Regions from separate parts of the Homo sapiens genome. Here region 2 is linked to region 1. A link is an interaction called in ENCODE POLR2A ChIA-PET data of the cell type or tissue named here. Cell type or tissue: PC-9. All regions are shown on one strand. Each heading gives the region's core, and the rest is flanking DNA. Links, peaks and the distances in the headings are about the cores only.

Region 1 (10,975 bases), core at 1,210-9,209:
CTCCCCTGAGCTCCAGCTCTAAATATCCAACTGACGACTTGTCGTACCCACTTGGATATGTAATAGACATCTCAAATTTAGTATGTGCATACGTTGAAATTTATCAAATCATGCATTTTAAATATGTGTAGTTTATTGTGTGTCGATTATACCTCAATGAAATGGTTTTGAAATAATGGTATGGACAAAAAGGAGCACTTGCTTTTCCCCCTGAAAGAGACCCTTCCCCAGTTGCCATCATTTCAGCAAATGGCACGACACAGTTGCCCATTTCAAAACTTGAGGTCTCCTCCTTGGGTCCTTTCCCCTCCCTACTCCCACATTCAACCTGTGGCAGTCCTGTCTGTGCCATATCGCAGGCCGCCTGCTTCTCCCCACTCATAGCCACGGCCCTGGCAGGGGCTGCCAGCATCTTGTGCTCAGTTCCTGCAACAGCCTGCCTGCTGGGACCCTGTCTCCACACTTGCAGCCTTCCAGTCCCATCTCTGTGTGTGTATGTGGTGAGATATAAACAATATCAAATGTACTGTCTTAGCCATTCTTAAGAGTACAGTTCAGTGGCATTAAGCACATTCACTTGGTTGTCCAACTGTCACCATCATCCATCTCCAGGACTTTTTCATCTCCCCAGACTGAAACTCTGTCCCCATTAAACACCAGCTCGCCATTCCCTTCACTCCAGCCCCTGGCAGCCACCACTCTACTTTCTTTCTCAATGAATTTGACTACTCTGGATACCTCGTGTGAGTGGGATCACACAGCATTTGTCCTTTGGTGTCTGGCATATTTCAGTGAGCATGACGTGCGTGCATGTTGTAGTATGTGTCAGAATGTCCTCTTTTTTTGAAGACTAATATTCCATTGTGTGGATAGACCACATTTTGTTTACTCATTCATCTGTCAATGGACATGGGTTGTTTCCACCTCTTGGCTATCGTGAATAACACTGCTATAAACATGGCAGGTAAGCAGCTGTTCGAGCCCCTGCTTTCAGTTCTTTTGAGTATCCTGAGAAGTGGAATTGCTGGATCTTATGGTAGTTCTAGGCTTAATTTTTTGAGAAACCACCATACAGTTTCCCAGCCACAGCTACCCCATGTTACATTCCTACTAACACTGCACAAGAGTCCCAGTTACTCCACACCTTCAACAACACTTGTTTTTGTTTTTTTGAGATGGAATCTCACTCTGTCGCCCAGGCTGGAGTGCAGTGGTGCGATCTCGGCTCACTGCAAGCTCCGCCTCCCGGGTTCACGCCATTCTCCTGCCTCAGCCTCCCAAGTAGCTGGGACTACAGGCGCCCGCCACCACACCTGGCTAATTTTTTGTATTTTTAGTAGAGACGGGGTTTCACCATGTTAGCCAGGATGGTCTTGATCTCCTGACCTCATGATCTGCTCACCTCGGCCTCCCAAAGTGCTGGGATTACAGGCGTGAGCCACCACGCCCGGCCTGTTTTTTTTTTTTTTTTTTATGATAGCCATCCTGATGGGTATGAAATGGGATCTCATTGTGGTTTTGCCGTGCATTTCCCTAATGACTGGTGATGCTGAGCATTTCTTCATATGTTCATTGGCTATCTGTATGTCTTCTTCAGAGAAATATCTATTCAAGCCCCTTGATCATTTTTCAATTGTTTTGTTGCTGAGTTTTAGGTTTATCCTTTAAAACATAAATCAGATCTAGTCATCTCCCACTTTACCCTCTTATCATTGGCTTTCCACTGCATTTAGAATGCAATCGGTCTCCTTCTCTGGTTACTAGCTACCTCCAAACCACCTCTCAGCACTTCCCTGCTGGCTCCCTGAGCAACCCCTAGGGCTCCTTTCTCTTCAGAGGCACCAAGCTCCTGCCCAGCTCTCCCTCCCAGCCCTGACCATCGCAGCACAAAGAGGTCTTCCCTGACTGCCTGAGCTATCCGCCTTAGGAAAAGGCCTGGCATTATTCTCGGTGCCTCATCTTATTTATCACGACCTTACAATCTTGGTTGCTCTTATCACTTTGCTCTTTCACACCATCTCCCTTTTCACACAGCTCCTCAATGCAGGTGTCTTGCCTGTTTCGCTTATGATACCTGATGTCTGCTCACAGCAGGCTGAAGTAAGTATGAGTTAAATGAATGAATTAATCTTCTATTACTCTCCTGTCACTATCACCACTACTTCTGCTCCTACCATTTCTACTATTTATTGAGAATCTCTATGTGCCAGGCACTGTGCTGGGCAACTTCACATACATTAATACCCTCAAAATCTCTGAAAATCAGGCACGTTGTCCAAACTGGGATCGTCATTTTCAGTCTCTGAAAATCAGGCAAAATCTCTGAAAATACGGAATGAGCATGCCCATTCCATAGATATGTCTCAGGTTATTAAGAAACATGTCTAAGGTGGCAGAGTATAATAGCAGAAAAATCCAAATCTTTCCACCTCCAGAGCTCATAGCTTTTTTTGATGCAGGAGCTCAAAATTGGCTTTCTGCTGTTTTCGTGCAAAAGGAAAACTGACCAGGGAGATAGCAGAGGTCACCTTTAAACTGTCCGTTGTGGAAACCTCTGGAAACAAATGCTTACACCTGTGAGGACAGCTTTCCACTGTGCCTCCCTGTGTCCCCCTCCCTTACTCAACTCATCTGACCCTCTTCCTCCCAGCTCAAGCCCCGCCTCCTCCTCCAAGAAGCCCACCCAGCCTGTGGGTTCCCTCTCAGCCCACAGTGCTTCCTCCCTCCTTGGAGTCCCCTGAACCCCCAAGCCAGAGCTGCCTGGCTTGTCTCAGCATGGTCCCCGTCTGCTGACCAGCCACAGGGCTTAGCCTCAGTCTTCTCACCAGACTACAGACCTGAAAAGAGAAGAAACCCCTCCACATAAAGCCAAGCAAAGACCAGAAAGCAGCAGGAAGGGAGACCAGATTTGCCTGGACGACCTCTCCAACAGACTTGCGCTCGGTTGAAACTTCCTCACTGGTCTGTGCACACCATGGAATGTTATTCTGCTTTAGGAAGGAAATCCGTCAAAAGCCCCGTGCTGATCAGTAGTGGGATTATGCCTGTGAACAGCCACTGTGCTCCAGCTGGGGCAACATAGCAAGACCCCATCTCATAAAAAAGGAAGGGAATCCTGTCACACATCTCAGCACGAGTGAACCTTGAGGATGTTATGCACAGATACAAGAAGACAGATACTATATCAGTCCACTCCAGGTTCCTGGAGTGGTCAAATCCACAGAAACAGAAAGTAGAATAGAGCTTGCCAGGGGCTGGAGAAGGGAAGATGGCGAGTTGGGGTTTAATGGGCAGAGTTTCTGTTTGGGACGAGGAGAAAGTCCTGATTCGGGTGGTGGTGATGGTTGCACAGCCATGTGAATGTACTTAATGCCAGTGCACTGCACACTTAAGAATGGTTAAAAGGGTGATGTTTATGGTATATATTTTACCATACAAATAATATACGCGCGTGTGTGTGTGTATATATATTTAAATGTCATGAGTGGAGTAGGGCTCAGCTGGCAGAGGTGCACCGCCTTGCTTGGTTTCCACTCCTCTTGAAGGAAGAGGTGCTGGCATCTGCACCATTCTTAGCGTCGGCACTGCTTTGCACCCCCCGGCTGGCCAGCGCGGGATGTGGGTGGGGAAATAGCCACTACAGTCCGGAGTCTCCCCACTCCCTCCCCAGGCCCACTTCCCCGACGAAGTTTCACTCCATTGTTCCTGGGCATCTCCAGGGGTGTCTAGTTTGAACAAGAAAAGGAATGTTCTGGATGGCTGGTCCTGGGCGCTCACCGGGAATGAACGTGAGCCACTCTTTCGCACACAGGCCACTCTGCGTCAGCCACTCTCGGGCTGCCCCGAAGTGATGTCCTGGTGGTCCGTGGAGCACACAGGAAAGTCCAGCAGACAAACATCATCAAGGTCGGGCATTCTGTCAGCTGCATAAACCCATTTTCTCTAAAATACTTAATGTTAACTTAGGAAAAAAGAAAAAAAAAAAAAACCAGAAAAGCTGCTTCAAGCCAGCCAACGTTCCAAGTCTCGCAGAAGCGTGTGAAAATCCCCACGCTCAGTCGCCCTCTCCCTGCACACGCCCCGAGTCCGCGTCTCCCTCCTGTGTGAATGCAGGGAAAGCGGGAGCGCGGCGAGGGGTCTGGTGCGGACCAGCCCCCGAGCCACAGAGTGCGGGGCCCGAGCTCCGGAAGCCCAGCCTGGGCCGCGACGGCCCCAATTCCAGCAACGCTAGAGGGCGCCCGTGCCAAGCGCCCGCTCCCGGCAAGCCGCGTGCTCCCGGGTGGCCGCAACCGCGGGCCGAGGGGGCGGAGTCATGGAAACACGTGCCACGGCCTGGATGAACCTGCAGGGCCGAACGCTCAGTGAAACCAGCCAATCACCAGAGCACAACTGCCGCGGCACTCCGCTGACCACCCACCTACCTGCCGTTCTGTTCCGCGTTGCCACAGAAAAATACCATAGACTGTAGCTTATAAATGACGGAAATTCAGTTCTCATTGTTCCGGATGCTGAGAAGTATGAGATCAAGGCACCGGCAGATGCGGTGCCTGGCGCAGGTCCTCTTCCTGGTTCTTGCCGTCTTTTCAGGGCACCCTCACATGGTGGGAGGGGCCGAGGATCCCTCCGGGTCTCTTTTATAAGTCCATCAATCCCATTCAGGAGGACTCTGCCCCACCACCTGTTTGTATTGTCTCCCAAAGGCCCCACCTCCTAAGACTATCACTTTGGGGGTCAGGATGTCAACATGTGACTTTGTGGAAAAGGGGGTGCGGCATGAACATTCAGTCCGTTGCACTGCAGTAGTCAGACTCGTGGAGACAGGAGGTAGAATGGTGGTGACGGGCTGCAGGAAGGGGGAATGGGGAGCTAGTGTTTCCTGGGGACAGAGTTTCAGTTTTGCAAGATGAAATGTTCTGAATATGGATGGTGGTGACGGCTGTGCACCATTGTGAGTATACTTAATGCCACACTGAACTGCACACTTAAAAATGTTTAAGGGCTGGGTGCGGTGGCTCACGCCTGTAATCCCAACACTCTGGGAGGCTGGGGCTGGGGGTGGATCACTTGAGGTCAGGAGTTTGGGACCAGCCTGGTCAACATGGTGAAACCCCGTCTCTACTAAAAATACAAAAATTAGCTGGGTGTGGTGGCACAAGCCTGTAATCCTGGCTACTGCGGAAGCTGAGGCACGAGAATCACTTGAACCCAAGAGGCGGAGGTTGCAATGAGGTGAGATTGCACCACAGCACTCCAGCCTGGGCAACATAATGAGACTCCATCTCAAAAAAAAAAAAAAAAAAGTTAAGATGGTAGATTTTATGTTATGTGTATTTTAACACAATAAAAAATCAAAGGTAGCTAATTCCCATTCTGCCCCAATTTCAGAGAAACACGTGGGCGAAGACAGGGAGGGGTGACTGTCGGTGCTGCCCGGGCCCTGCTGCCTTCCAGATCTCTGGCACCAGGGCTCTTTCTAGCTCCCTCCCCAGAAGAGGACATCAGCGACTTGCACAGGCCCCTTCCTGGGCCTGCCTGAACTGCTGGGGGCAATGGTTGTGGAGAGAACCCAGTGTGTGGGCAGAGAGCAGGCAGCGTGCCCCCTTCCCATTCTGCTCCAGCATATCACTCTTGTTGCAACACAGGATGAGTGTTCCCACATTTTGTTTAATATTCACACGCTATAGAGTGCTTCCTCCAGCTCCTCAGTCTTCAGGACAGCCTGGACTCCGGGACTGGTGGTGAGAAGCAGCAGAAATAACAAGCATCCCTGGCCCAGCTCGCTGGCCCCTGGTTGCTTTAGGGAGTCCTGTGCCTTCTCTGAGCAGGAAGTCCCTCATTGAAAATGAGAGGGTTGGACAAGACGATCCCTGAGAAGCCTTGGAGTGCCAGCTTTCTGAGAACTGGCCTGGCACAAATGCCCCATTTAGTACACACGAAGCCAAAACAGAGAGGAACAGGGCCCCAGCAGGAGGAGTCAGCGAGCCGGCCCAGAGCACGCTTCTTAGAAAAGGACACGCTCAGGGACAAGGGCACCATGACCTTCCCAAAGGCACAAAGGGCACAGGGCTCTGCATCTCCTGTTTGTTCCCGGTAGAACATCTCGCTGTCCCGGGAGAATATATGAGGAGTGCATAAATATACAGCCCCGCACTGCTTCCTGGGCTCTTGTGTGATTCCAGGGCCTGTTCTCCAGCAGCTGTGAGCACCCACCCAGACCCCACTGGCCTGGGGACGGCCATTGAGCCAGTCCCACCTGTGAGCCCTTCAGCGATTCTCTGGCCCCCAGCCCCACCTGTCTGTCCACTTTTCCTGGCAGGCTGGTTAGGGGATAAAGCAGATGCACGGGACACTTTACTTGCCCCTTTCCCGTCCACCCCAGTTCAACCCTCCAGGTTACCCTCCGGCAGCAGAGCCACCCCTGCCCAGGACGCGCACTGCCTTCCATTAGGCAACAGTTTCATGAGGCATTTGCCGTCCTCAAGAGGCTGACGTGACAGTGCCTGATTCACAGAGGCTTCCCTCTGACCCAGGTCTAGCTGGCTCCCCAGTGGGACACCCCAGGGCCTTTCCTGGCCCAGATCTGCCGCTCTGGGCTGTCCTGAGTGAGGAACACCTGAATAAGCCACAACATCAAGGAAAGGACCATGAGGATGGGAGCACCCGGGAGCAAGCCCCTCCCTGAGCCTTGGAAACCCCGTGACTCCTATTTTCCATGTCATTTTCTCCATCATGGAATGAACACTTAGAAACTGGAAGCTCGTGAGCAGAATGATTCTGTCCTAGAGCCTGAAGGCGTGCATCAGGGCTGGGTCCTTCCCTGCAGCATAGCTTCTAAACCAACGATTGATATCTTCATTTACCAGCACGATAAAAAAGGAATTCGTTTTCTTAGAAGCTGTGCCTGTCACTCTGCTCAGAAACAGTCCAAGCAGCCGTTCCAAGTGTGGCCTTCAGCCCATGCCAAACTTAGATCAACTGCAGGCTTGGAGCTTTCTGAGGCGAGAATGGAAGTATGTGTGCTGCAGTGGTGTGTGTGGGTGTGCACTCGTGTTTGTAGGTAGCATTTACACACACCCACCGTGGGCATGTACATGTGTCTCCCTGTGCCAGTATGCTGAGAGCTTCAGGACATGGCAGGCACTCCACATGCAGGGGATGGAAAAGCCATCACATTTATTGTCTGTCCTTGTGCGGTATTTAAAATACAACTGAGAATGTGTGCAGATTTTTAAATGTTACTGGACCACTTGGGTTTTTTTTGAGACCGGGCTGACTCTGAGCCAGACTGCATCTGTCTGCGTTGAAAGGGACCATTCTTTCCCTCCTGCTCCCGCCCTGCCCCCTCCACACACACCCTCCTTCATGTGAAACCCGAGCATTTCCTTTCCCGTAAGCCTTCTTCTAGAAGCCTGTGCTCAGCACAGGGGCCAAGCCCTGCGGCTCAGGCAGGCCCACGTGACTCTTGAACTGCAGACTCAAGTCCCAAGGTGGGAAACCGTTTGTCAACGGCCCCCAGATTTACAACCACGAGGCCAGGCTGGTCTTGGGGTGCAAAGCCATTGTTCAAACCATCAGTCATGCAAGGAGTTCCTAGGATTTTTTATTTTCCCCTCCAAAAAGCTCTCTTCAGCTTTGAAGAAATGCTGTTTCCTCCTCTGGTTACTTCTGCCTGATGAGAATGCTGATCTGGGGATCCAAGTAAAGGGTGGACCACAGAGCACCTTGTCTCTGTGTAAAAGGACACCCCTGTTACTCAGCGTGCCTGAAAGTGCCTGAGTGTTTCCCAGTCCTCATCAGTGTAATCTTAAGCTAGAAGTTCCCCTTGGGCAATGCATCAGGTCTTCCACTTTTTTTCCAATAGACACCATGGGCCATACTTCCTAAAATACATGTTTCTAAATCTTCTACTTTTTTTGAAAAACAATTTTGAATCATTAAAGAAATTTTTGAAAATAGCTTTCTATAACCCACAACACCTCTTTGTGAACCCCATGATTTTCATTTGTTGAAATTTTCCGATTCTGACCATGGGAATGTGTGTCTTACCAAATTTCAACCAGACATCCAGTGTTTCCACCTAACATGCCATTTAAAGCCACTTCCATATTCAATTCAGTCTGCGCAATTCTAGTTCCAAACGCTCGGTTTCTGTTCCATTCAGAGAATGTGCTGAGATTTCTTCTGTCATTCCCTTATTCCTGGACATTTAGGTGCAACAAGTGTAGACGGGTTGTTTTTTCCACTGAATCATTTCCTTCAGATGAATTTCCACCAGCGAGATGATTGGATCCACTGGTATAATCATTTTCAAGACTTGATGTATTTCAAATTACTTCCCAAAAAGCCTTTAACTACTTACAATGCCACCAAGAGCTAGCACAATTTTTTTTATTGTGAAATTGCCAGGAATTAAATTAGCTTTTCTTGACTTAGCAGATAAAAATTGACAATCTCAAAAGGTTCATTTTCATTTCTTTAATGACTGGTGAAGGTTTTATTGTTTTGCTTTTGTTCCCCCCCACCCCTCAAACTCTGTGCCTGTTTAAATGTATCCTGTGGCTACATCTTCATCCTTCCTCTCTCAAATCCTACTGCAAAGCAAAGGATGCAGACGGGGGTTGTAGTGAAAGGGAGCTGGGATCATCAGAATGGCCTATAGGTTAACCTCCCCATACAAATTACAATGGAGACCTCCCTAGCTATGAGAACATGGGAGACTGAGCCAGGAGATAGGGTGGAGGTGTGCAAAGAAGTCATTGGCAGAAAGAGTGATGGTGGTAGCGTATTTCTTCCCTTTTCTGGGTGATGGTGGGCTTTCTGAGCTGACACCTGCTTTATCCTGGGCCTACTGCCTTCCATGGGACTCTCACATCCCGGAGGCTTAGTGTCCCTTCCTAACCACAGGGATCCAGCACTTAAGCTCACTCTATACAGCTGTTTTGCCTTCAAAGACTAGTACTTCTAATACACATTCTCCACTTTCTCTCCAATAGTGGTGTTGGCTTTGCAAAGTCTTTCTTCCTTGTGAAAGGGAGCTTCAGGGCCATGGGCCAAAGCCTCCAGGGGCTCCGCTTTGGGAATCTGATGGAAAGCAGGCATACATCCCCTACCAGCCACTGCAGCCACCAGGAACTCTGCAGGGATGTTCTGTGTTGCCCTGGTGAAGACGCTGATGCCTAGTCAATACCTTGGGATGGCTCTTCTTGAGGCCCGCCAGCACTGATGTTGTCTTTCGAGGAAGTTAAGGCACAGCTTTGGAAGACGAGAAGGAGAAACCTGGTGAGAAATTAGGGGCAGGGCATCTGCCATGTTTCCCAGATGTTGAGGCGTCTAAGGAGTTTTCTACTGACGAGGATCTTAATTCCAACATTCAGGACTCTTTATTCGTATATTAAACAGCCCTTCCCAGAAAAGCTTCTCTACTGTCCTAGACAGATGATTTCCCTGTAAACCATCAAACGTGGTCCCTCGGACAGTCACACTCCTGAGCTTCTTGGGGTTCCTATGCTGTGCCGTGTTTTCCCCTCTAGCGTGGCAGGAATTGCCCACATGACACGTGTCTGCTTGTGTCTGTCTCTCCCATTAGACTGTCAAGTCCGGGAAACAAGAGCGTCTCCCACTTCTCCTGTTCCCAGCTCGTGGCAAGCCGTGGGGGTGTTGAGTGAAGGAATGGCTTTGGGCGTGAAACCAAGGGCTAATCTGATTAAGCCCATCAAATGTAACCTGCCTTGCATGCTTCTAATCACTTGCTTCTTGTCAGCTTTTTAACCTATGTAGCTAAAAGTCACAGAGCCAAAAGCACCTGCCTCAACTCCCTCTAGCTTCCTGATAGATAACATCTCTGACAGTGGGTCACTACAGTAACAGTCACTTAAAGTTGTTTTTTAGGAACTAGGGGGCAGGTCCTGTCCAGATTAAACCAGTTGAGACCACCAACCTTTCAACTAGGCCTGCATGAATGCCTGAGAGGTGACCTTTTGAGATCACCGGGCCAAAAACTGCCCCCTCAGGGGCACCATTTTCTGAACATGCAGCCTATGAAGAGCCAGGAAGAGCCATGAAGAGCCATGAAGCTTGACTATGCATGTACACATGGCCAATTACCTCGCTTTTCTTCACCCTCAGTCACCTTTCCCCACACCTCAGATCACCTTGCTTCCTTATGCCATATATATCTCTAACCTGACTTTTGGGGAGGCAGATTTGAGACCTGTTCTCCTGCCTCCTTGCTTCGTAGCCTCATGGATCAACCCTTTCTTCTTTGCAAAGCCCATTGTCACAGTGATTGGCTTACTGCATGCAGGCAGAATGAGCAGGGAGACAGACCTAATACTGACCCTCCTTGAGTAAGTGGATGACTGCAGAGCTGGGATGGAAATCGAGGCACAGAGAAGGTAACAGCACCAAGATCTGTTCTAACCATCCACCCCAAACAGCTCCCCTGCCCAGAATCCCATGTGACCAAGGGCCCATGTGAACCCACGCAGAGCCCATACGAATAAAACCCTTGACATCAGCTTCTTGGGAACCAACCCGCCACCTCCTGAACCAACCAGCTACCAATTAAGCATTAGTCCCCAGAGCAGGAAGCCTGGGCACCTGCTGCATTCTTGGTGGAACCTCATCAGCCCCTGCAGGGTAATCACGCCATCCCAGGTGGCCTCCTGGGATCAGCAATCAGCGACACTCTGATAATGAAATTACTGGGCCCTGATTGCAACAAACTTCCTTGAAGATCCTGGGCCAGTCTTTCTATCTGGGTATTATGAGAGATAATCAGTTTCATCTGGTTTCGGTTCTTTTAAAACTCCCCCTTTGAAATATTCAGATCATTATCTGTAACCAGCGCCTTGCTTCAGCTTTATACAATTTGTGTTAGAGACTGTTATGTGTTCACCAAACCCCAGACAGCTTTTTAAAGAAATTTTATGCATATATAGTATAGGCATGTACATCGCTTCTATTTTTTTGCATG
Region 2 (10,975 bases), core at 1,827-9,826, 700 kb after region 1:
TATCTTAATGTGCATTCTAAAGTATTTCAGATTACAATCACCAGATCATTTATTGAGAGCTATGTTACGTGCCAACAACCCTGAAATTAGAGTTAATTATCTTCATTCTATACATTATGAAACTGAGGTTTGTAGAGGCTAAAGTTTATTCAGGGTCACAAGGTTCCAAGAGCTAACCTAACACCTGTGCTTTTTCACAGATTCTAAGCATTAGGAATTTCTTTAAAAATCTCTTAATAAATAAATAGGCTGGGCACAGTGATTCAGGCCTGAGTTCTGGCTACTTGGGAGGTTGAGGAGGGAGGACCGCTTGAGCCCAGGAGGTCAAGGCTGAAGTGAGCTACGATCATACCACTGTACTCCAGCCTGGGCGACAGAGCAAGACCCTGTGTGAAAAACAAAAAAAGAAAGTAAACAGGCAACAGGTCGGTCCTCTGAGAAGAGGAAATGGGGAGGTGGCGGACAGGCATAGGACGACTCACCTGAATACCCATTTGCATCTTTATATTTTAAATTAGCTGAATATATTACCTACCCAGAAGATAAATAAAAATTTGGAAATAAAGCAAAATCTAAATAGAAGCCAGATGATAGAGAGGGTAGAAACTTGAGTCCTACAGAACCAGTTTGGCTGAAGAGCATGCTGTCATTAGGCCATCAGCCAACAGTGCATCCTGTTAAGTGAGAAGACAACATAGAACTTACTATATGGACGATATTCGTAATCACTTTACACAGGATCCTCTAAACCAGTGCTTCTCAAACTGTCTGCAGTAAAGAACTAGTTATTGTCAGCATCCTCATTTTAAATTTCTAATCCATCATGAACTGGTTCTTTTGTAAAATACAACTGAAGGTGAGTTACTAAAAAAAAATGATTAGATGTAAATGTCTCAGGAACTTGCTATAAAAGCTTCTAAATTTACTCTCATTTTCTGTACTTACCTTGTCACAGACCAGTAACAAACAGAGCACCGACCACACCAGTTAAAAGACCACACCTCCTGGGCACCAACTTAAACCAGAAACTTTAAAAAAAAATTCCCTCTGATTTCAGTATCATGAATATTGCTCCTGAGCAGCCGGGTCACTTCCGTTTTCTTCAAATGTCATAAATTATACAACTACAGGTTAAGCATCCCTAATCTGAAAATCCAAAATGTCCCCAAATCCAAAACTTTTTTAGTGTCAACATGGCACCAGAAGTGGAAAATTCCACCCCTCTGGTCCCAAGCATTTCAGATAAGGGATATTCAACCTATAATGGTGACAATGAAGATGATGTCAACACTGCAGAAAAAGTGCCCAGAGACAACATGTTGAAAATGTGTGAAGGGCTTATTCAAGGGCTAGGGCAGTGTGCATTCACAATAAAACATGAAATCCTGTCAGTGTATAAAATCAAAGACTTGTAAGACAAAAATCATGGCTAATGAGGCAGATGACTCCGGAGGAAACATCTTTAAAAGCCATCCAGCAGAACGCCTCCTTATCCCTAGAGGACTCAATTTCCCGGTCCTTCAATACTTCTGATGTTTCTTTTCACCCACCAAACACAAGATACAGGTACGGTAACCTTTTAGTCAACACAAGGCCTCACAGATGGAGACGGAAAGCCTGCTGCTGTGTGCTGTTGCTGTGGTTTAGCAGCTGGTACAGATGTCTGGTGATGCTCTGTGCTGCTTGGTTACCCTGACACTTATTTTCTCGCTGTAATAATGGCATGTCATATTTTTTACTGTTAAGTGCTTTAATGTGAATAGATGTGAGACAATAATTGCTTATACGTAGCATATAAATTCAGCCTCAAGAAGGATGGGGATGCCAGACAACTACAGACTGTCCACATGGGTGGCTCAGATAGAGTCACCTTCACTTTCTGACAGTTCAATGTACACAAACTTTGCTACACACATAAAATTACTTAATGTGTTGTATAAAATTACCTTCGGGCTATGTGTTTAAGGTATATATGAAGATAAACAAATTTCATGTTTAAACTTGGGTCCCACCCCCAAGATTTGTATATACATTTCTCTACGTATATGAAAATATTTCAAAATCGGAAAAAAAAAAAATCTGAAACACTTGTGCTCCCAAGCACTTCAGATAAGGGATACTCAACCTGTACTTGTATGTCCCTGTTTGATAATGGTAATAAAGCTGTGGCCTTCTAAGAAGGGATGTACAAGCTCAGGCACAGTGGTTCACACCTGGAATCCAAGCATTTGGGGAGGCCAACGTGGGAAGATCACTTGAGATTAGGAGTTCACAACCAGCGTGGGGAATACAGCAAGACCCCGTCTATACAGAAATTTTTTAATTAGCCAGGCATGGTAATGTACACCTGTAGTACATTACCACAAGTAATGTACTCCTCAGGAGACTGAGGTGGGAGGATTGCTTGAATCTAAGAGTTTGAGGTTACAGGAGCCACTGTACTCCAGCCTAGGCAACAGAGCAAGAAGCAACACCCAATCTCAAACAAATAAACAAAAAAACACAAAATTGTGGCTCAAAGATTACCTCTCAGCTTTATTCCTGGCTTCACGTAGAATTCCAGTTCTCACTTGTAATATCATGATTTATCCATCTGTTTTGACTTCAATTGCATTTTATTATTTTAATCAAGCTCCCTTAAACACAATATTACATTACTTAAAGTAGTGTCATCTAAAATGTTCTTTTTTTTTTTGAGACGGAGTCTTGCTCTGTCACCCAGGCTAGAGTGCGGTGGCGCAATCTCGGCTCACTGCAAGCTCCGCCTCCCGGCCTCCCGGGTTCACACCATTCTCCTGCCTCAGCCTCCAGAGTAGCTGGGACTACAGGCACCCGCCACCACGACCGGCTAATTTTTTGTATTTTTAGTAGAGACGGGGTTTCACCGTGTTAGCTAGGATGGTCTCCATATCCTGACCTCGTGATCCGACTGCCTCGGCCTCCCAAAGTGCTGGGATTACAGGAGTGAGCCACCATGCCCGGCCTTAAAATGTTCTTTTAACAAAGGGATTTTAGTGAATTTTGCAACATGAGTAAATGAATTAATGAGAATATCATATTCACATTATAGCAGTCCCAAGCAAAAAGAAAACAAACAACAACGAAAAAAGAAAATACTCTCAGAATGTGCCATGGGGTATAAAAGAAGAAAAAGAAGACAATCTGTGGCCACTGCCCACAGGGGCAACAGGAAACTTGGTGCTGCCCCTTTAAGAAGCCGCCAGGTCAGTGGGAAGAAAAAGAGAAAATGAAAGTCAAAGGGCCGTAAAGAAACAGGTTTTCTTAAATAGGAAATACAAAAATTAAACAGTAATTCTACCTAAATTATTCTCCAAAATAATGAAAAGCAACAATGTTTCAGTCTAGGCTCCCCTGCATGGAGGTGATTAGCTGGAAGCGACTAGTATGCTGAAGTCTGATAATGACAGCTTTTACACACTGTCACCAAATTACGATGCAAATTCTATGGAAATCATTAGACCAGCACTCACTGTAAGAAGTATGATCTGGGATTGAGTTTTGGAGCTTCTCAGAGGTTTACTCCGATCCTGTCAATCTGACTGCAGAGCTGCTTTCCCTAGGCGTCTAAAATGCTCTCCTGGGGTTAGAGACCACACCCTGGTGCAGTGAATGGGATTCCTCCAATTCCAAATGGCTCCAAAACCTCTGCTTTCTCCCTCAACTGCTTCCATTCTCACTGCTTATCTCCGACCCTTTGGCCCAAATGTCTCCATTCATTCGGTGCCTCATTACACAATTATTGGGTACTCATCAGGTGCTTAAGCACTGGTGAATGTAAACAATAGAAGCTTGGTCCTTGAGGCATACTGATTCTGTTAGGCAATTTAAGAATACTCACAGCAAAGGGGGAATACTGTAATAGACGCAATTACCAGCCAATTAGGAACAAAAAAAGGAAATGCTGTACTAAGAAATGCTGTGCTGCTTGAGAAGGTCAGGGCAGGCTGAGAGTGGAGCACAGGATGAGTGGCAGGTTTCCAGGCGGTCAGTAGGCACCACAGTAGGTGTGGGGGAAATCTGGACAGATACAAACACGAGCAACATTGAGAAAGACAGTGAGGCAGTTAATTTTGTGTGCTAACTAGGATATGCCAACCAGACTTGGTCAAACACCTGCCTAGATGTTGCTCTGAAGGCTATTTTTTAGATGTGATTAACATTTAAATCAGTACACTGAGTAATACTCCCTACAATGTGAGTGGGCTTCATCCACTCAAAGACATTACCCAGGAGGAACAACTAATTCTGCCTCCAAGCGGCCTAGATGTTGGACTGGAGCTGCAACATCAACTCTTTCCTGTGTCTCTAGCTTGCCAGCCAGCCCTGCAAATCTCAGACTTGCCAGCCCCCACAATGACATGAACCAATTCCTTCAAATCAATCAATCAATCAATCAATCAATCAATAGCGCGCTCTCTCTCTCTCTATATATATATACACACATATATATATATCCATATCCATCCATCCCACTGGTTCTGTTTCTCCAGAGAACCATGACTAATGTGGATATGGTGAATTCAAGAAACTATCCGTACAAAATGGCTGGGTTACAAAACACACACAAGCCAGGGGGCATGTGGTGCAAAGGCAGGAAAGTGCTAGTCACAAAGGCACTGGGACACTGGAGAGTTTACACTCCCCCCAGGGCAAGAGAGAGCCACCAATAGTTTAAGCTGAGGAGCGACCATCTGACATGATCAGATGGTCACTCCAGCTAAAACTCACTGGCAGCAAATGAATGGAAAAAAAAAAGACTGGAAGCAGAAGACCAGGTAGGAGGTTACTATAACAGCCCAGGCAGGACAAGGTAACTGATGTGGGCAAGGAAAGGACAAGAGATGACACCGCTACCAAAGCTATGCTAGTGGGGTAAAATCAGCAGGACCTGCTGGTGAAGACATGAGGAGTGAGGGGAAAGGAGGACGATAGGATGACTCCAAGATTTCTGACTTTGGCTCCCAAATGGATTGTGGTCCTGCTTTGAAATAGGGTGGGGAAAAACACAGAGATGATAGAAGGGAGGGACATGTGGAGTAGGAGATGTCTATGAAATACCTACATGGAAATGTTGAGGCATTTGGAACTCAGGGTCTGGAACTCAGGAAACAAATCTGGACTGGAGACAAGGCTTTGGGATTCACAAGGGAAGAGTGACTGCAGTTGTAGACATAGAAAGTGAACAAAGTAGGAGAGAGTCAGGAATGGTATGTTAAGACACACTAACCTGCAAGGGTGGGCAGAACAATGCACTGACAAAGAGGTACAAGGAAAACCAGCAGAGGAGGGAAAATCAAGAGGAAAAGTGACAGTGATAACACACGCCAACAAAGCAAGTAAGACAAGGACTGAAGTTGCAGGGTTTAGCCGTGAAAGGTAATTTAGAAGATCTTATATAACAACAGTTTAGGGTAGGATGGGGAAAGCAACCAAATATAATGAGTTGAACAGTCCTTAAGAGATAAGAAAATGGACATAGTGACTGAAGCCACTGGGCTGTGAAACAAAGGCTGGGGGAATAATGAGAAAGATACTGACAGCCCGTTGTGGAACCCTAGAAATTATCCACCCTTATTGACACAGGTGTTGGGTTACTGTGCTTCATCTTTAATTCAGCTCTGTTGCAGGGATCCCTAATGCAGAACACTGACCACAGGGCCACAATGACTTCTGGACATTAGACTCAGACAACTTGGCATTTTCAGTTTGGTGATGATGTTGGAAACTGTTTTCAATTTGCAACCTAATTGCTTCCCAAATAAAGATCTCAATGATGCTTCTCATAGGAGAAATACATATATTCTAAAGAGTGCACTGAGTAGTTTTTAGCTATTTTACATATAATTTTATAGTTATAGGAGCGAAGATCAGTGATCAGAAATATTTTATGTACAAGTTTGGTATTATGTCTCAGAGAAAAAAAATCATAAGTATAGCATTTGTTAATGAACACCAAGTACCTTCATAAAAACATGTTTATTTGAACATGCAAATAAGAGTTAGTTGTTTACTCTCATCAAAATTATAGCGTGTCTTCAGGAAAAGAATTCTAGGTCAAAGCAGACTAATGTTCAGGACAGCCAAGAGTAAAACATTAATGAATATTTATTAATATTATGTGCCAGACACTGTGTCCTTCAACCCTCACCTATGGCTAGTACCATTATCCTCACTTTACAAAAGAGAAAACTGAGGCACAGAGAGGCTGAATAATTACTTGAAAGTCACAGAACTGAGAACTGGCAGAGAGGAGATTTGAACGCACGTACGTCCACACGATGTCAGACGCTACCTGAGATGAACAGTAAGCCTTGGCCGGGCATGGTGGCTCAGGCCTGTAACCTCAGCACTTTGGGAAGCCGAGGTGGGTGGATCGCTTGGGCCCAGGAATTCAAGACCAGCCTGGGCAACATGGTGAAACCTCGTTTCTATAAAAAATACAAAAAAAAAAAAAAATTAGCTGGGCATGGTAGTGCACAACTGTGGTCCCAGCTACTCGGGAGGCTGAGGCAGAAGTATTGTCTGAGCTGGGGAGGTCAAGGCTTCAGTAAGCCAAGACTGCACCACCGCACTCCATCCTGAGTAACCAAGCAAGACCCTGTCTCAATAAATAAACAAACAAACAAATAAATAAGCCTTTATCCTATGATCTCATTAAAGACAGAGGTGCCCCCTAACTTGCCCTTTAACTTGCAGTCTTGATCCCTGCAACAAAGCTGAACTAAAGATGAAGTGCAATACCAAACTGCTCCCTAACTTGTACCTTCTCCTGCTCCTATGCCACAGCTCTCTTCCATAAGTTCATTCTGAAGAGTCCTAGGCTGTTCTATGCAAATGACGAATCATTTGCCAACCCTTAGATTTTCCGGCTTGCATCCGGATCAGTGTGTTGGCTGTAAACCAACCAACACAGATGATCAATATTACAGCACAAAGGAAGTAAAAAGCCTTTGTGATTATCCAGTAAGCTAGGGATCAGAAAAGAATGATTGCAAAATCCTAACGTACAGTAGAATAAGGAAATGTTTCCAGGTATTTGTCAGAAAAGGGCCAGCTTCCATCTGGACCATGACCTACAAACAACATTAATGCTCCTAACAGAACTATTTAAATAAGATTCCACTGTTTGTTCTCTGAAATCTCCTGGGACACAATGACTACCTAGAAGGTAATCAGACCTCGACCACAGGAGAGCCAAGGACTGCCATTCCAGCTTTCCTGCCATTCTCACTTCCTGGCAGGTGAACTCTGCTCCCATTCCAGCCCCTGAAAGCCTAACCTAAGAAAAGAAAAAAAGAGAGAGGAATAGAAAAGAAAAAACTGTGAAAAGAAAGAAATGAAATAGAGGCAGAAAACAAAGAGGAGGGAGAAAGGAAACAATTACACTAGAGGTAGTTTCTGCTAGACCAACACTGAGCCAGGCCATCCCAGTTTTCACTCTCTTCTGGACACTCACCAACAATATACTTTAATTTTGTCAAAACTGCCTTTGGGTGAGGCATCCTGATTCCTGGGTAGAAATAACATGAAACCCGTGAAGTCAGAGACTCTTCTATAGTAGAGACCCAGAATGCAGTTCACTAATTTTGAAAGAATTTGTCAGAGCTGTAGGAGACCTGTGAGATCATGATTGCTGTTCCCATCTAAGAGTTAGATTCTGCCTATGATAACTGTCCATAAGGGCAACATTCCAACTAAATTTTCGCATTACTGTGTGCTACAATTAATTTTTTTAATCCAGTTAATAAAGTGCTTTCACAGAGTATATCATTAACAAAAGTTAATCGATAAATACTCCAGAGCAATAGCCCCAACAACAGAGATATTATAACCCTCCTATCAGAATACACAGAAATGGAATATGAGTATCTGGAAATGCAAACTTCAGCAAACATCACAGGAATTTTTTTAAGTGTTTGCATATAACATGTCAAAAACTAATGAACTCTGATTCTACTAGCATTTACTCTCCTAAATTCTATCACTCAAAATAATATGAAACCATTAAAAACACCTAACATGTGAACTAAAATATACACACAAATGTCTATGACAATCATAATAGGAGGTGCTAAGCTGGTTAACTAACAAGATCTCTTGAGGCTGGGATTTTCCTCACCCTAGACCCCCAGATGCATTCATCCCTGGAGTCCCTCGTACTCAATCAGTACTTGATGACTCTGAAAGAATCATCCAGGAATGATTCCAGATGGAATTTAAGTTCCATATCCAACTCAAGGCCAGTAACATTTGCTGAAAAGCAGTGAAGTCAATCAGTAACAAGTTAGTCAAAACAATGAAGAAAAGATAATGCAGGCAGTAATTACTTCTGAGTGGTGGGATTGCGGGTGTTGTTTTTTTTCCCCCTGAAACTTTATATCCTCCTATACTTCCAATTTTTCAATAGTGAACATTATTTTTACTATTCTGAATAAATGTTAAGGAAAAAAGTTTATGAAATATATATATTTCCATATATATGTCATATATATATATAAAATGTTTCAAGTCACTACTACGGTCCCCATAAATGAATGGTTCTCAACCACAACACCTCACTTTTCAAACACCTCAGAATGTTTCTAAAAACAGCCAGCTCCAAGTTCTACCCTAAGCCCACTGAACTGCATAGAAGAGCCAAGAGTTATTCAACCTGCCCAAGTAATTCTATTACACCACCAACATCAGAACCATGCTTTATGGATGCTTCAACTACAAATGGCAAGTTTCTTATCTTTGGAGAGGACTGAAATCAAAGGTCAGAACATCAACAAAAAAGCAAAGTATTCTTTTGGAACAAGCTCCATATCTAGAGAAACAGCTGATTCTAGTGAGAATTTCAGTAGTTCCTAGAGAGTGACTGTGGAAAAGGCAAGCACAGCAGGAGACACCTGAGATTGCACTGGATGCAGGGAGTGAGGTGCCAATTGTGGCTGGAACTATAGGAAGGAGCGGGCAGGCCAGAGCTGTTTCCCTGGGATTCCAGAACAGAAGGCTGTGCCACACAGAGGTCCCCTGGGTCACAATAGCAGCTGAATCTCAGTGGCCATGACAGCAAGGCAACAACGGGGCCAGCTCCCCAAGGTCCATGTAAGTGCAGCTGCCCAGGACTCCCCTTGCTGTCCAGACATAGGCTCTCCTACCTGCTTCCAACTTCAGTTCTGTGGCATTTCCAGGAAATATGGGTAGTTAACACATAACCATGCTCAATGAGAGCCAACCTGTGGCTGTGCGGCCCTTTCTCGGCACGTGGCCCAAGCCTGTGCTGGGTCTACGCAGTGAAGTACAAGGTAAAAAGAAGGCAAGCAGCTTCTTACACCTCCCTCCCAGTGCTGAACCTAGACAAAATGTACCCCTCTTAGCACCTTTAGGAACTTTTCCTAGAGAAACAAGAATGGCAGGCACCTATCTGAGTGTGCTTGGTTCCTCTTGGATATAAAGTGCAAGCCTGTGTCACCTTCTGTGTCACTCAGGATTAAACGTTTATGACATCCCACCACTGATCTAAAAGGATCCACTCACAGAGGAAAATGAAGACTGAAAAGCCAACACCAACACCACCCTTCTGTGCTTCTCAGCACTTCTGGGCCTTCACGTCCTCCTTTTCCTCCCCCACCTTTATAAGCACTCTCCTTTTCTTCAATATACACTCCAAACCCTCTCCGTCCCACCTTAAGTGATCTGCCTTGAGCTGAGCCCGTTTTTTAAACAGGTAAAACTGCTTTTAAGAGAAAGAAACATTTCTCCCATGCAGAGTACAATTAAGAAAGCATCCCTTCCCCATCCCCAGGGCAGCCATGCCTCCTTCCACCTAAGCTTGGTGAGCTTTGGAACTGGTGGTAAGAACTGATCCAAAGTGTGTGCTTTAACAAATCCTTCCAAAGAAAACTTGGAAATCAGCTATTTAAACTTGGAGTCCACTTCTCTGTAGGAAGGGCATTCATTTGAACACAAATTTAGTTCCTGCGCCATAATGTGCAGTGTTAAGAGTAACCCTGAACAATGCATTTGCTGCATGGAATAGCTTTCTCAGTACAACTGTGTAGTGCTGTAGAGCTCCCTTTTTGCCCCTGGAATTAGCCCCAATACCCCCCGTTGACAGCTTCAACAAGTGGGATCCAGGTATGACATCTGAGAAGTGAGTAAAATAAGGCTCCAGTCGACAATGGGGCAATGGAAGTGGCCAGGCAGCCAGGCTCTGGGCAGCAACCACACCAGAGGCTAGCTCCTGGAGGCAAACTCTATGATTGATGTGATGAAGTGGGGAAAGGGAAGGGGAAGAAGACAGGAAAAGCAAGAGTCCCTGAAGCAAACTTCTAGTGGTGGGGGTCTCCCGTGGCTCCACTTTTCCCCAGGGCTTCACTGCAGATGGGGTGAGAGAGGGCATCAGCCAATCACTGTCCAGAGGTAGGACACTGCCCGCATCCAGTCTGGTATACAAGAAAAACCAAAGTGATCCTCCAGGATAACAATGTTCTCATTTCCAGAAGATCATTACGCAAGGCACTTTCTTTCGTCCTAGTACAGATAAGGGTGGTTCAAAAAGACTCAAAAGTTTGCCCATGGGCTGTGCATGGTGATTCATGCCTGTAATCCCAGCACTTTGGGAGGCCAAGATAGGAGAATCACTTGAGCCCAGGAGTTCAAGACCAGTCTGGGCAACATAGAGAGACCCTGTTTCTACAAAAAAAAAAAAAAAAAAAATACAAAAATGAGTCACGTGTGGTGGCACACACCTGTGATCCTAGCTACTCAGAAGGCTGGGGTGGGAGGATTAGTTGAGCCCAGCATGTCCAGGCTGCGGTAAGCAAAGATCACGCCACTGTACTCCAGCCTGGGCAAGAGCAAGACAAAAAAAAAGTAAATTTGCCTGTGACACCCAGTGAGTACTGAGGTCAGGAATCAAACTCATGTTCATCTTTCTCTCCTCTCCCTTTACAGATTTATCTTAATT

Evidence for each region. ChIA-PET counts read pairs that join two places held together with the same protein. Peaks named below come from ENCODE experiments on the same cell type or tissue, not always from the same donor. Only the 100,000 strongest peaks of a DNase experiment are listed, where the experiment ranks them.
Region 2: POLR2A ChIA-PET joins it to region 1 with 9 read pairs; 1 of 35 experiments calls an interaction of 5 or more read pairs at or near these places.

What each region holds. Positions count from the first base shown.
Region 1 is chr6:1,519,904-1,530,878 of GRCh38, forward strand. All of the region lies in intron 2 of LOC102723944 (a long non-coding RNA gene), which reads right to left. Among named protein-coding and RNA genes, the nearest start is that of FOXCUT, 80 kb to the right of the region's middle. RefSeq lists an enhancer at 4,196-4,365 and a silencer at 4,270-4,329. In PC-9, for the core only: CTCF peaks have their summits at 4,201 (motif pointing right) and 4,405; no DNase peak of the experiment used is centred there; H3K4me3 peaks cover 578 bases.
Region 2 is chr6:2,218,704-2,229,678 of GRCh38, forward strand. All of the region lies in intron 1 of GMDS (GDP-mannose 4,6-dehydratase), which reads right to left. Among named protein-coding and RNA genes, the nearest start is that of GMDS, 21 kb to the right of the region's middle. RefSeq lists enhancers at 3,239-3,308, 3,475-4,092 and a silencer at 8,052-8,346. In PC-9, for the core only: no CTCF peak of the experiment used is centred there; no DNase peak of the experiment used is centred there; H3K27ac peaks cover 968 bases.